2 separate regions of the Homo sapiens genome follow, and region 1 is linked to region 2. Evidence: read pairs that join two places in POLR2A ChIA-PET (ENCODE). Cell type or tissue: HepG2. All regions are shown on one strand. Each heading gives the region's core, and the rest is flanking DNA. Links, peaks and the distances in the headings are about the cores only.

Region 1 (6,714 bases), core at 1,794-4,293, 550 kb after region 2:
GTACTGACTTTATCTGACCTGGCCCATGGGCCCACACAACAGAAGGCTCTGGCATGGTCTGACATTTGTGCATCTCACCCAATAGAGCTTTTGCCTTCCCTCTCTCCTGGGGCACTTTCACGAACCTCTTTGGGATGAGTCAAAGGTAATAGAAAGCTCATTATCTGCACACAAATATGCAATATTGTATTGCTTGGAAATGAACACTAACTGTCCTTATGGTGCCACCAAACACTTGTACGGGGTTTCATGGCTTCTAAAACCTCTCCATGCAGGTGAGTGCATTCGATTTTCACGGCAACTAGGTAAGATGTAATAGGCACAATTCCCATGTTACACTTCAAGGAACCAACATCAGCTCTCTACAGTAAATTACTCAAAGTTACAGAGCTAAGAAGGTCTCAACTGTAGGACCTGAACCTTGGTTTTCTGACTCTAGGACAAAGATTTTTTATATTTGTTCCCTCCTTAAAAAAAAATTCATTCCCTTCTTTAAAAAAAAGTGAGGTCACACCATGTGATGAGGTCACACCTGGCCCAGATGCCCTGCTCACACCATGTGATGAGGTCACACAGGAGGCATCTAAATTCAACACAGAGGTGAGGGAGGGCATTGGGAAGTGATCCTATTGCTGTGTTTCCAGGGTCAGCGAGAGGTCTCACGCGTGCAGGGCACAGCTGGAGGGAGCAGTTCGCTCCCAGCTGAGGCAGCCACACAGGAGCAGGAGGCACCTGACAGGAGAAGCGCAGCATGGAGAGTGGCAGGAGATGAGCTACTGTTGTCCACCATCCGGGACGTGCAGGTTAAGACTTGGAATCTGGCCTGGGGACAGTCAGAGCAGCTGAGTGGACATGAAGCTGAAGAGTGAGGCATAGGTTTGGGTTTGGAAAGCTCACTCTGGCGGTGTGGTGGAGAGGGGGTAGGGGGACGGCAAAAAAGTGCAGAGGTCCCTGGAATGATCTGAGCCCCAGGGAGCCAAGGGGACATTAAAGGGCCGAGGGAATGAGGCACAGGTGTCTGCTGTATAGTTTATTAACCAATAAACTGCCCTATGGCTGGGCGCAGTGGCTCACGCCTGTAATCCCAACACTTTGGGAGGCCAAGGCAGGCAGATTACCTGAGGTCAGGAGTTGGAGATCAATCTGGTCAACATGGTGAAACCCCGTCTCTACTAAAAATACAAAAAAATTTAGCTGGGCATGGTGGCACGCACCTGTAGTCCCAGCTACCAGGGAGGCTGAGACAGGAGAATCACTTGAACCCGGGAGGTGGAGGTTGCAGTGAGCCAAGATCACGCCACTGCACTCCAGCCTGGGTGACAGAGCGAGATCCTGTCTCGAAAAAACAAACAAACAAACAAAATAAACCGCCCTAGCTCCAGACGGACATGACCTCTGTTCTTTGTTTAATTTGGGGAAACACAGGAGTAGACTACAGTGAAGCTGCTTTGACACAGAACAGAATTTCCTAAAATACTGGCTTGTAGATGCGGTTCAGGCAGGCACTTGGTCTGGCTGAGCCTGAGTGAGTGAGTGCTACCATTTAGGTGCTGGAGATGGAGCAGTGGGCGGACCTGATGCCCTTGCGTAGCACAGTCTCTATTTCATAGTGTTTCTGGCAAAGAGCTAACACTAAAGAAAGCAAATTAGACCTATAACTCTGGAAATGATCCTCTTGGATTTTCCAGGAGAATCCTACTAAAAAATATTTTTTTCTGTTGTTCCTATAGACAAGGGCTGAACCATATGTTCAGTCTTTTCTCCTAAAAATTTTAAAACATTTAAAAAACAGTCATCATGCCCTTAATGCATGCATCCTTAACCTTAAGTCTACTGGAAACAGCAGCAGCAGAAGGAAAAAGGAAAGCAGAAAACTTTATCTTCTGGCCGACATACTTTGCTAACCAAAGACTTGTTAGTTTCTTGTCTGTTCTTCACTTAATTTCTCTCTGGCTCCTTTAATTTGCCACAGTGATGATGCTGCATCGGAGTGTGCATGTCATCATGCACCAGCAGAAGACACAGTGGAAGGTCCATGGGTGTCAGCATCAGAAAGAGAAGGGTATGGCTGGGCGCGGTGGCTCACGCCTGTAATCCCAGCACTTTGGGAGGCCAAGGCAGGTGGATTACAAGGTCAGGAGATCGAGACCACCCTGGCTAACATGGTGAAACCCTGTCTCTACTAAAAATACAAAAAAAATTTAGCTGGGCATGGTGGCATGCACCTGTAGTCCCAGCTACTAGGAAGGCTGAGGCAGGAGAATTGCTTGAACCCGGGAGGTGGAAGTTGCAGTGAGCCGAGATCACACCACTGCACTCCAGCCTGGGTGACAGAGCAAGACTCTGTCTCAAAAAAAAAAAAAAAAAAAAAAAAAGAAAGAAAGAAAGAAAGAGAAGGGTATGAGGTATGATGTCACTACGTTAGGGCTGTGTAGTCTTGGTCCACCTTGTGAGCCATGGTATTCTCCTCTGTTAAATGGTGTTAATTATTTAACTCGCTGTGTTGTGGGGAGATGGGTTAATACAAGCTCAGTCCCTAGCACAGTTCCTGACTCAACAAATCACTTCTTCCTTTATTAGTATTATTACTACCAGTAGTATATGCAAACTAACTTTTCCTGAGTTATTGCTATTCAAGCTATCTCATGTGGACAATACTTCTATGCGATCTATGTAATTGCTGAAGTTCACAAAACTTCACAGACCACTCTCATAAGCTAAACATCAGTCCAAAATATCAGCCTCAGAGAGCGACTTAAAGCACAGAGCTTAATAATTCACCTCCCGACCTCATCCCCAGCAGAAGCCACCATGAACCTTGGACAGGCAGGATCCTAGCAATGGTGGGTAAGACCTAGTTCAAGCAAGTGACCTCTGTCTCCTACCCCATCCTCCACTCAAAATGAAAACTTAGTTGATATTTGTCAGTGTTACTCAACTCCCCTGGCAGAAATCATTTTCCTCCAGAAGGAAGGACAGGGGGGATTAACACCAGGTCTTAGGCAGTGAGCAGATGAACAAGAACTTACTTATATGCAAACATGGCAATCAATCATTGCAAGCACCCCACCAACTCCTGACGAGATGCCTTCTGTCTCCACTAAACATCTGCTAGCAAACCTTTAGAGGGAAGTGTGTGTGTATTTTAAAGGAAATGCGAAATGCTCTTTTCCCTGGAGCTTTCTGCTTCCCTGAGGTTATAACTGCATTAGTGGCAAGAGCATCAGTCTCATGGCCCAGAGAAGGTCAAAGTACATTTCCAAAACAGTCCAGAAATCAAATTTTTGAGGCAGGATAAAGGGTCAGTCTGGTTCAGTTAGTTGGGTATTCAAAGCCTATTCTTTGGCCATCATTGAAAACATCTCTGTCTTTTTGCTTGTGATTAACTGTGTAATGGGAAATGTCTATTCCAATATGCCATCATCTTGGGCGTTAGCAAGCTGGCTGTGACGGCACCTACAGGGTTGTTCTCCCATTGCCTTAGGAACAGGCTTCTGCAGTACCTGTATCTCATTCCTTGGCAGCCTGGTCGTGACTGAGATGCATCTGGGTCTCAGAGAGTGCATAGCAGGGGCCAGGCAGCTACTCTATGACTTTACAGTCCGGAGAGGAAAACACTCATGTTCCCATCACAGATGAGGAGCCTGAGGGACGTAAGTTAGGTTGCCCAAAGTCACACAGCTCATAGTGGTGGTAGAAGGGCTTACAGTGAATTCTAGGTGAGGTTTTCCAGTGGCTTCTATGTGGAAGAACTCCTAACTATTTGTTAGCACTTAAAGACTAGTCACATGAAATAAAAGAGGAACCAGCCTCCATCAATGCACCCAGTGACCCCAACTGGGACTCAAATCAGTAATAACATTTCCTTCTGCTTAGTACAGGGAAAAACCCCGACACTGGACTCTGTGCTTTTCTCACTGGGTCAAGTCTCATTTTCCTGAACACTGAGTCCTCTCTGCTGTCTCAGCCTCATTCAGAAATGTCCATCTCTCTGCGTCTTCACCAGCGGACCGAGAGACCCAGCACCCATCACTGGACTTGAGCAAGGTCAAGGTGACTGAAGGCAGAGAGCAAAGGAGGGTGGCCTTGGGCTGGGAAGTCACAACCACTCACTTCCCACCCTTTTGGACAAATGCTGCTTTCTGGAAACAGAAGGTTTATTTGAATCCTTGGTCCTACATGACAAAGGGCTTGATGGCATCTGCATCTTGGGGATACGTTCCCCTCTCCAGCCCCTCACACCCTGCTCTTCCACATGGTCCCAGTGCTGGCAAGGATGTAGGCCAGGCTTCCCCGCGAGGCCCTTGCACCCCATGCTCAACCCGAGCTGCTCCTTGGCCATGTAATTTTCAACCTGGGATCCATGAATGTGTTCAGGGATACGGGAGGCCTCTGTAACTTTATGTGAAACTCTATGCATGTGTGCATGTGTGTGTAAGAGATATGCGCTTTTCCAGGGGAAGGACCCGTAGCTGCCATCAAATTCTGGAAGGGGGTCTCTGACCCAAAAATATTCATAAGATTCAGAAGTACTGCCTTAGAAGGGGCTTTCGCTTCTGTCAAATTGGCCACATTTCAACATAAAGTGGGTCAGAGTGATGAAAAACTGAAAAAGTTAAGGATGGGCAATTTAATTTGTAAGATTTCAGGGAAATTAAAACAAATCCTCCAATGCAATAAGTTATGCACACACACACACAAATCCAATAGAATGGGGAATCATTAGCTGTGAAAGGGATGGGGGTGGGCAAGAACAGTATGAGTGAGGAAAGACAGCCAAGATTAGTAGAGATGCCAAACAGGAGAGGAAGTCCAATCAGGCCAGGCAGCGGCGTCCTCTTTCCAAGATGTGAGTTGCCAGGAAGGTGGGTTCGTTATGCAGCTTGTTTAGGCTGTGCACCAGTTCCTATTTTTACTTAAACCTATAAAAATGACTATATGGCAAGGAAGAACCCGCTGACACACCAGAATTGCTCAGAGTGATGAGCTAATTAAAATTCAATGGTCTTTCCCAGAGATGGCTCTATTTTTAACCTAATTCTGACTGTCACTATTGTGTGAGGTTTACTTTTTTTTTTTTTATGAAAATACTTTTTCCCTTCTTAATATTCTCATGAATAATTTAGCCCAGCTGATAATTCCTCTAGTCTTCTTCTAGCATTTCGTCTAAAGATGTGGTGACATTCCTGGGCAGAAGGGAACTGGTAAAAACCATGTGAATTCTTGTCCCCTGCTCGCCCAGTTAAATCTAAAGGGTTAAAAAAAATGGTGGCACAAAAAGGACTACAGCCTGAGCATTCTAAAGGTCACTCTAAAGGTCACCATCACCTCCTTATAATTTTTCTCCAACCCTTCAAGGTAGTAGTATCCACATCCACAAATGTTTTCTAAAAGTCCATGGATAACTGATTAGAAGTAATGGAATAGGCCGGGCACGGTGGCTCACACCTGTAATCCCAGCACTTCGGGAGGCCAAGGCGGGTGGATCACCTGAACTGAAGAGTTCGAGACCAGCCTGGCCAACATGGTGAAACCCCATCTCTACTAAAAATACAAAAATTAGCCGGGCGTGGTGGCGTGCACCTGTAATCCCAGCTACTTAGGAGGCTGAGGCAGGAGAATGGCTTCAATCTGGGAGGTGGAGGTTGCAGTGAGCCAAGATTGTGCCACTGCATGCCAGCCTGGGTGACAGAGTGAGACTCCATCTCAAAAAAAAAAAAAGTAATGGAATAAACAAATGTTTAGGTTCTTATTTATAGGGACCCTGGACTAGTCCATACAAGCATTTTAACCCAAAAACTGTTGAAATGCTTCATGCTTAGAATGTGTGTGCACACGCACATGTAAACATGGCTTCAGTTTTAGAAATGGTTTTCAATGAATCTCAAGCACGACTATTTTTTCTTGTGAAAATTTCCCTTACATTTAGGTATATCTCCACATTCAAGAGAAAAAATAATAAACAAAAACTCAGTATGCTGTAACCACAATTAAGATTTGTTGAGCATCACCCTTCTCTTTTTGGAGGAAGCGGCAAATTATAAGAAAATAGATCCAATTTTATCAGGATGACTATAAGAAAATCGGCTACAATAGACTTTGCTGAATTTCACTTTTTGGAATATACATTTCCATTAAAAAATTCCTGGTTGGGAATTTTTTTTCCCTAAATTTATTTTTTCCTTGGATTTTCTTTCAAAAAACAAAAAGAGGTTAGCCATACGTAGGAAGGCAAAAACCCTTTTAAGAATTATGCTTCTGTGGGAAATGACTGAAAGGGAAATTATTTAACAGTACAACTAAAATGCTTAAAACAAGCTTCAGAGAGCCTTGACTGTGGGTCTTTGAGGAATTGCGAGGCTCACCGGGGCAGTGGGGGTGCATGTGCCTTCCAACGGCAGGTGGCCCATGCCTGGCTCTCACTTTGTACGAAGCTTTCTCTGCACAGGTGTCGAAAGCAAGGCTCACTCGCACTGGAGACGAAGCCTCCAGGTGTGCTGCAACCTTGCAACCACAGATACACACACAGCCCTTGAGGCGGTGGCCAGGTGGCCTGCGGGGCAGCTCATGCCCAGCCCCTTCAGCATGCAGTGGTGGGAGCTCCTGGCTCCCCTCAGTGCCTCTCACCTGACTCAGGTCTGTGTGCCCAAGGCCAGCTCAAACTCCAAGTTGAGCAAGTCCTCACGATGACCTTCAGTGTGCCTACACCTGCTT
Region 2 (6,714 bases), core at 2,001-4,500:
ACCATTTGTTGACAAGATTTTACTTTCCCCATAGAATTGCCTTGGCACATTTGTTAAAAATCAATTGACCGTATATGTGTGGGTCTATTTCTGGACTCTCTATTCTGCCCCATGTGTATATATAATATAGAATACATATATATATGTGTGTATATATATATCCTTAATCTCAATATCACACTACCTTGATTACTGGATCTTTATAACATGTCTTAAAATAAGGCATTTTAGACTGGGCACAGTGGCTCATGCTTGTGATCCCAGCATCTGGGGAGGCCGAGATGAGAGGATTGCTTGAGCCTGGGAGTTTGAGACCAGCCTGGGTGCCATAGCAAGACCTCACCTCTGCTAAAAATAATAATAATAAAATATTTTAAAGCCTCTAACGTTTTACATCTTTTTCAAAGTTGCTTTGACATGATTATTCTAGGTCTTTTGCATTTCCATGTAAATTTTAGATGTAGCTTTTCAGTTTCCACAAGTAGCCTGCTGAGATTCTGACTGGGATTGTATTAATCAACAGATCAATTTGGGGAGAATTCACATGTTAACAGTATTGAATCTTCCAGTCAACAGGCATGGTAATTCTCATCATTTTTGTTTTGTTTTCTTTCCTTTCTTTGAGCTGTTTTGCAGTTTTCAGTGTACAAATCTTACATATATTTTGTCAAACTTTTAATAAGTATCTTATATTGATGCTGGTGCAAGTGATATTTTTAAATTTCAACTTCTGACTGCTCATTGTGAATGTATAGAAATAATGATTCTATGACTGATGTTTTGCATATTGCCCTTTCATCCTGAAACTTTGCTAAGTAGCTTTTTGTATATTCCTTAGGATTTTCTACATAGATTGTCATGTTGTTTATGAATAAAGGCTATTTTAATTCTTTCTATTCAATTTGGGTGCCTTTATTTCTTTCTCTTGCTTTGTGGCACTGGTTAAAACCCCCCCATATGATGTTGAATAGAAGTGATGAGAACAGATATCCTTGCCTTGTTCTCGATCATAGGGTGAAAGTATTCAATCTTTCACCATTAAGTATGTTAGGTTGTAGGTTTTTTGGTAGGTGTTCTTCATCAGGTTTAGGAAGTCCTCTTCTCTTTCTTTCTTTCTTTCTTTTATTTAGAGACAGGGTCTCAGTCTGTCATCCGGGGTGGAATGCAGAAGTGCAATCATAGCTCACTGCAGCCTTGAACTCCTGGGCTCAAGCAGTCCTCCCACATCAAATTCCCAAGTAGGTAGGACTACAGGTGCAGCCACCATGCCAGGCTAATTTTTAAAATTTTTGTAAAGAGAGGGTCTCACTGTGTTGCCCAGGCTGGTCTCCAACTCCTGTCCCCAAGCAATCCTCCTACCTCCACCTCTCAAAGTGCTGAGGTTACAGGTATGAGCCACTAGAAAGAGAAGAGATGCCCTCTCTTCTCTTTCTAGATTGTTGAAAGTAGAGTATTAGTATGAATAGATGTTTAATTTTTGAACACTTCTTCTGTATCCAGATGATCATATTGAGATAGTCATGAACATAGTATTTTGTTTTTAATCTGTCAATATGGTGAATTGCCTTCATTTTTTTTATTGTGCTTTGATTGATTTCTGAGTGTCAAACCAACCTTGCATTCCTGAGGTAAACCCCATTGGATCACCAGGTATTATCTTTTTGTATATTGCTGTGTTTGACTTGCTAAAATCTAACTAATAATTTTTGCATCTGCATCATAATATATCTTAGTGTCTAGTATTCCTTTCTTGTAATGTCTTTGGTTTTGGTATCATGGTAATATTGGCCTTGTATAATTAGTGGGAAGTGTTTCATTCTTTTCAACTTTCTGGGAGAGTTTATATAAAATTATTATTTATTCTTTAAATTTTCAGTAGAATTCAGCAATGAAAGTATCTGGGCCTGGAGTTCTCTTGATGGGAAGATGTTTAGTTACAAATTCAACTCCTTTAATTGATAGTTAGGGTATTGATTTATTTTTAGTGAGCTTTGATAGTTATATTTCAATAAATGTACTCATTCATCAAAGTTGTTGAATTAGTGTTAGTACAAAGTTTGTAATTATATTTTCTTATTGTCTGTAGAATATCTTGTGATGTCCTTTGTTTCATTTCTGATATGTGAAATTTGCGTCTTTTTTTCCTGTTCAATCTGGCTAGAGATTTATCAATTTTATTTCTATTCTTAGAGAACCAGCTTCTAGCTTTGTTGATTTTCTCTATTTTTTTAGTCTGCTTTCTATTTGATTGACTTCAGCTCTTATATTTATTATTTCCTTCTTCTCCTTACTTTGGGATTATTTTTCTTTTCTAACTTCTAAGCATAGAAGCTTAGATCATCAATTTGAGACCTTTCTTTTTTCTATCATAGACATTTGATACTTTAATTTCCCTCTAAGCATTACTTTAGCTGCATACCATGAATTTTGATATGTCATTTTTTTCACTTTAAAAATTAAATTCACTTCAAAGTGCTTTTTGATTTATTTTCATTTCCTCTCCTGTGGGTTACTTTAGAGTGCATTGTTTGGTTTTTACATAGAGGATTTTTCTAGATATCTTTCTGTTACTGATTTCTATTGTAATTCTATTGTGGTCAGAAAAAACTTTTTATGATTTGTATAATTTTAAATGTATTAAGACTCGTTTTGTGGTCCAAAATATGGTGTATCTTGCTCAGTGTCCCATGTACCTTGAGAAAAATGTGTATTCTGCTGTTGTTGGATAGACAGAGTGTTCTATACATGTCAATGAGGTCAATTTGGTTGGTAGTGTTGTTCAAGTCTTCTGTATCTTTACTGATTTTCTGTCTGTTTGTTCTTTCATTTATTGAGAGACATGTACTACAATCTCTTACTATAATAGTGGGTTTATCTGTCTCTTCTTTCAGTTCTTTCAGTTTTTGCTCGATGTATTTTGATCTTTTGTTATGTGCATGGACTAGAATTGGTTTAGGAGGAAGAGAATCTGTAGTTCTTTATAGCTTTGTGGTTGATGAGGATTGGGTGCTGGTGAAGAAGAAGGAGGAATCAAAATAAGTCTGTATTGTCTGGTATCTGTGCATTCAGGTATTTATGTAAGTCATTAGAAAACTAGGGTGCTCAAATTAGGGACAGTCTTAGGGCCAGTGTTTTCTCCAAAGTCTGTGCTTCAGGCCTGTTATTTTGTCATTTTATCCAGAGTGCAGTGCCTTCATTCTGTCTTTCTTGCCACTCATATTTCACTCTCAGATTCTTCATTCCTACAAAGATATAAATGACTAATCTTTACTAAGATGTAAAAGGTGGCTAAAGACCATCATTCCTGTAGTAAGCATTTTTATAGTAAAGAAGACTCAAGATTTTAAGGTAACAGGGTGTAGCTTAGCCATGGAATTTCAGGCATTAGTCAGAGTTACATAAGCAAGATCTCCGGAAGCAGAGGAACTGGACTCCTCCGGGAACAGCTATAGACTATCAACATTTCTTCTTGGCTTAGATGAGCCTGGTTTCAGGTACAATAAACACTCAGTGTTCCCAAATCCTCCAACATTTTTACCACTATAAAAAGGAAACACGCCTTGTTGATTTGTGTTGAAAATTCAAAGGTTATCATAACCTTCCTGCTCTCCAGGAAAATCCAGTTCTGACCAAATCACTTACAGCACATGAACCTGAACGCTGAAAGTTTATTTTTGCTTTCCCCCAGTATAACTGCTTGCTCTGCCACAGACCTCACAGGTGGCATTTTCAAAAATCATTAGGAATTTTGACCCATAATGCTTCAAACTCAAACCAAAGCTGAGACTGCAGAAATAGCAGTAAAATATCCAGCATCTTATCTTATAATTAAGCTTGATGAATCTATCACTTTTTACTTCTGCTGCCTCATAATTCAGGAATGTAAAGGGACTTTATTTTGTGTGGGAGAGAGCAGAATATGGATAGATTTGCTGAAGTTACTGAGACAATGATAAGAGGAGAAATGAAATCAACAAGGAAGCTGTTGCCCGGCAACATGGTTGGTTTCAAAGAGACAGAGCAACCTTCGGTAATAACCATGAGCAATCTATGAAAATAACTCATGAATCCCTGAGTTAGAAAATATATATGTTGTGATTGGGTTAGGCTAAATACTTCCCCCAAAGAACCAAAGCATCTAGCTGTCCCGTTCTGTTCCATAAATATGAACTGTGCTTCCTGCCTAGGATCCCTCCCATTTGGAGTGCAGTCTCTGCCAGCTGGGACATTTTGTGGCTTTTGTATTTTTATATTTTGTTTTTATTACAAACCTGGTCTGTGTGTAATATTTTTACTCAGCACAATGAACTGCAGTGATGTGATGTATCCAAATTATGCCAGATACCTTGTTTTGCCTGCCTGGTGAAGCTTTGCTGGCTTGATCACCAGCATTTGGCCAGTGTGTCCCATCCCTTAACAGGACCATGAACACTAGTGAGGACCACAGGGTGGTATAGCTTGAAGGACCCTTACAGAACATTCTTCATTTTTGCCCATGGGGAATATGGCTTCTATGTCTGATACGCTAACGGCCATCTCCTTTTGCTCTTTGAGTCAACAGCTCCAAATAGAATCTGGTCTTTATGTCATACCCTGCCCTGTCTTTTTCCTCTGTTAAAGGACTCCTTGCCAGCAAGGACTCCACTATACTTATTCCTGGTCCCCAGCCACGAGCACAGTTTCCAGTATTCAGAAACATTAATACGTGGATCTGAGCAACAATCTTCAAGATGCGTAGTAGATTTTGGTCTGCCACAGGCTGCCTTAAGCACATGAAGAAGTGTCACACCTCCCTCACCAGCCTGAGTTATGCTGGGGGCAGTAAAGTGGGTAAGAGCACAGACTTTGCAAAAAACAACTAATGCTGGTGAGGCTGAGGAGAAAAGGGAAAATTTATACACTGCTGGTGAGAATGTGTATTAGTTCAGCCACTGTAGAAAGCAGCTTGGAGACTTCTCAAAGAACCTAAAACAGAACTACCAAGTGACCCAGCAATCCCATTAATGGGTATATACCCAAAGGAAAACAAATCAATCTATAAGACAGACACGTGCTCTCGGATGTTTATTGCAGCACTATTCATAATAGCAACGATATGGATTCAACCCAGGTGCCCATCAACAGTGGATTAGATAATGAAAATATGGTATACACACACCCCAAACCTAAGTATCATGCAATACATTCATGGAACAAACCTGCAGATGCACCCCTGAATCCAAAATAAAATTATTTTTTAAAGGATGAAAATAGATAAGTAAATACAAATTAAAAAAAGAAAAGAGCACAGGCTTTGGGGCCAGACAGTCTATGTTGAACCCTGGCCCTTTGTGACTGTTGGCAACGTGCCTAACATCGTGTGTCTCAGTGTCACCGTCCGTAAAATGAGGACGCAGGTCATACCCAATTCATCAGATTGTTGAGAGGATTAAATACGCTCCTAGAACTTAGAAAAGTTCCTGTCACTTCAGCACTTTGTAGTATGAGATATTATCTTCCTTTTAGAGTTCAATCTATGTCAATGTCATTGTTGATCATGTCAACGCAAAGCCTCCTCAGGGTGACAGATTGGAATTTGGAAGGGCTGTGCTCAAAACTAAAGCCAAAGGAAACAGGGAGTGGGTAGGTTTGGGGGAACACAGGCACCTTTCATTTTCTTTAGGGTTTTTACTTTCCTCCCATGATCCACTTGATTGCTGGCTTGGTGATTCTTAGCAAAATAAATTAAGCAATTGTTTGGCTTTTATTCACTGGGGTTTTCTATGTCAGTGCTGATTTTGACATATAATAAAAGTAAGCTTTTATTTTTTCTAAAAAGTAACAAGCAAAGAGGCCTTCCTGAGAGTTTGACGGATCATCATGACAAAACTGTGGTTCAACTGTTCAGGAAGAGAATGGTTTCCTGCTTAACTGGTGCTGGATTGCTCATATCTAGAAGGGTTTGTTAACATCCAAGAGAAAACAGCAGGCTAGGGAAAGAAAAACCAAAGATGGCTAGAATTTGCTACAAACTCGTATCCACCTAAAAGCCAAATATAGAACTTTAGTCCTAAAGGATTTACTTTCTTCACAAGGGTAGTTGGTCATTCAAAATAGATTGATCATGGACGCCACACACATGTATACACAAAATATAACTAAGAAAATTAAGACAGTATATAGATAAAATTCCTCTACGCTCTTTAGAAGGGGTCTGTGGCCTCTGAGGTGCTGGAAGAATTGGATTTCTTGATCTGGGTGCTGAATACATGGGTGTGTTGATTTTTTTTTTCATTTGTTTGTAAAGAGTTTTCTAAGTTTTGTGAAGTCAAATAAAGGCATTCCCTTACTAGAAAAATGGATGCTTGCAATGATTAAATAAAACAAACATCATCAAAGAGCAAAGAGGGCCCGGTGCAGTGGCTCACGCCTGTAATGCCAGCACTTTGGGAGGCCAAGGTGGGTGGATCACGAGGTCAGGAGATCGAGAACATCCTGGCTAACACAGTATAATCCCATCTCTACTAAAAATACAAAAAATTAGCCGGACATGGTGGCGTGCGCCTGTAGTCCCAGCTACTTGGGAGGCTGAGGCGGGAGAATCGATTGAACCCATGAGGCAGAGATTGCAGTGAGCCAAGGTCAAGCCACTGCACTCCAGCCTTGATGACGGGGCAAGACTCCATCTCAAAAAAAAAAAAAAAAAAAAAGCAACAAAGAGTGTTGTAGTAATGT

What was found. ChIA-PET counts read pairs that join two places held together with the same protein. Peaks named below come from ENCODE experiments on the same cell type or tissue, not always from the same donor. Only the 100,000 strongest peaks of a DNase experiment are listed, where the experiment ranks them.
Region 1: POLR2A ChIA-PET joins it to region 2 with 6 read pairs; 1 of 35 experiments calls an interaction of 5 or more read pairs at or near these places.

Annotation. Positions count from the first base shown.
Region 1 is chr6:3,363,983-3,370,696 of GRCh38, forward strand. The region is part of intron 3 of SLC22A23 (solute carrier family 22 member 23); the gene reads right to left. Among named protein-coding and RNA genes, the nearest start is that of SLC22A23, 90 kb to the right of the region's middle. RefSeq lists enhancers at 282-782, 783-1,283, 6,517-6,714, 6,573-6,714 and a silencer at 6,573-6,714. In HepG2, for the core only: no CTCF peak of the experiment used is centred there; a DNase peak (open chromatin) is centred at 2,809.
Region 2 is chr6:2,814,729-2,821,442 of GRCh38, forward strand. No RefSeq gene overlaps it. Among named protein-coding and RNA genes, the nearest start is that of SERPINB1, 24 kb to the right of the region's middle. In HepG2, for the core only: no CTCF peak of the experiment used is centred there; a DNase peak (open chromatin) is centred at 3,407; H3K4me3 peaks cover 519 bases.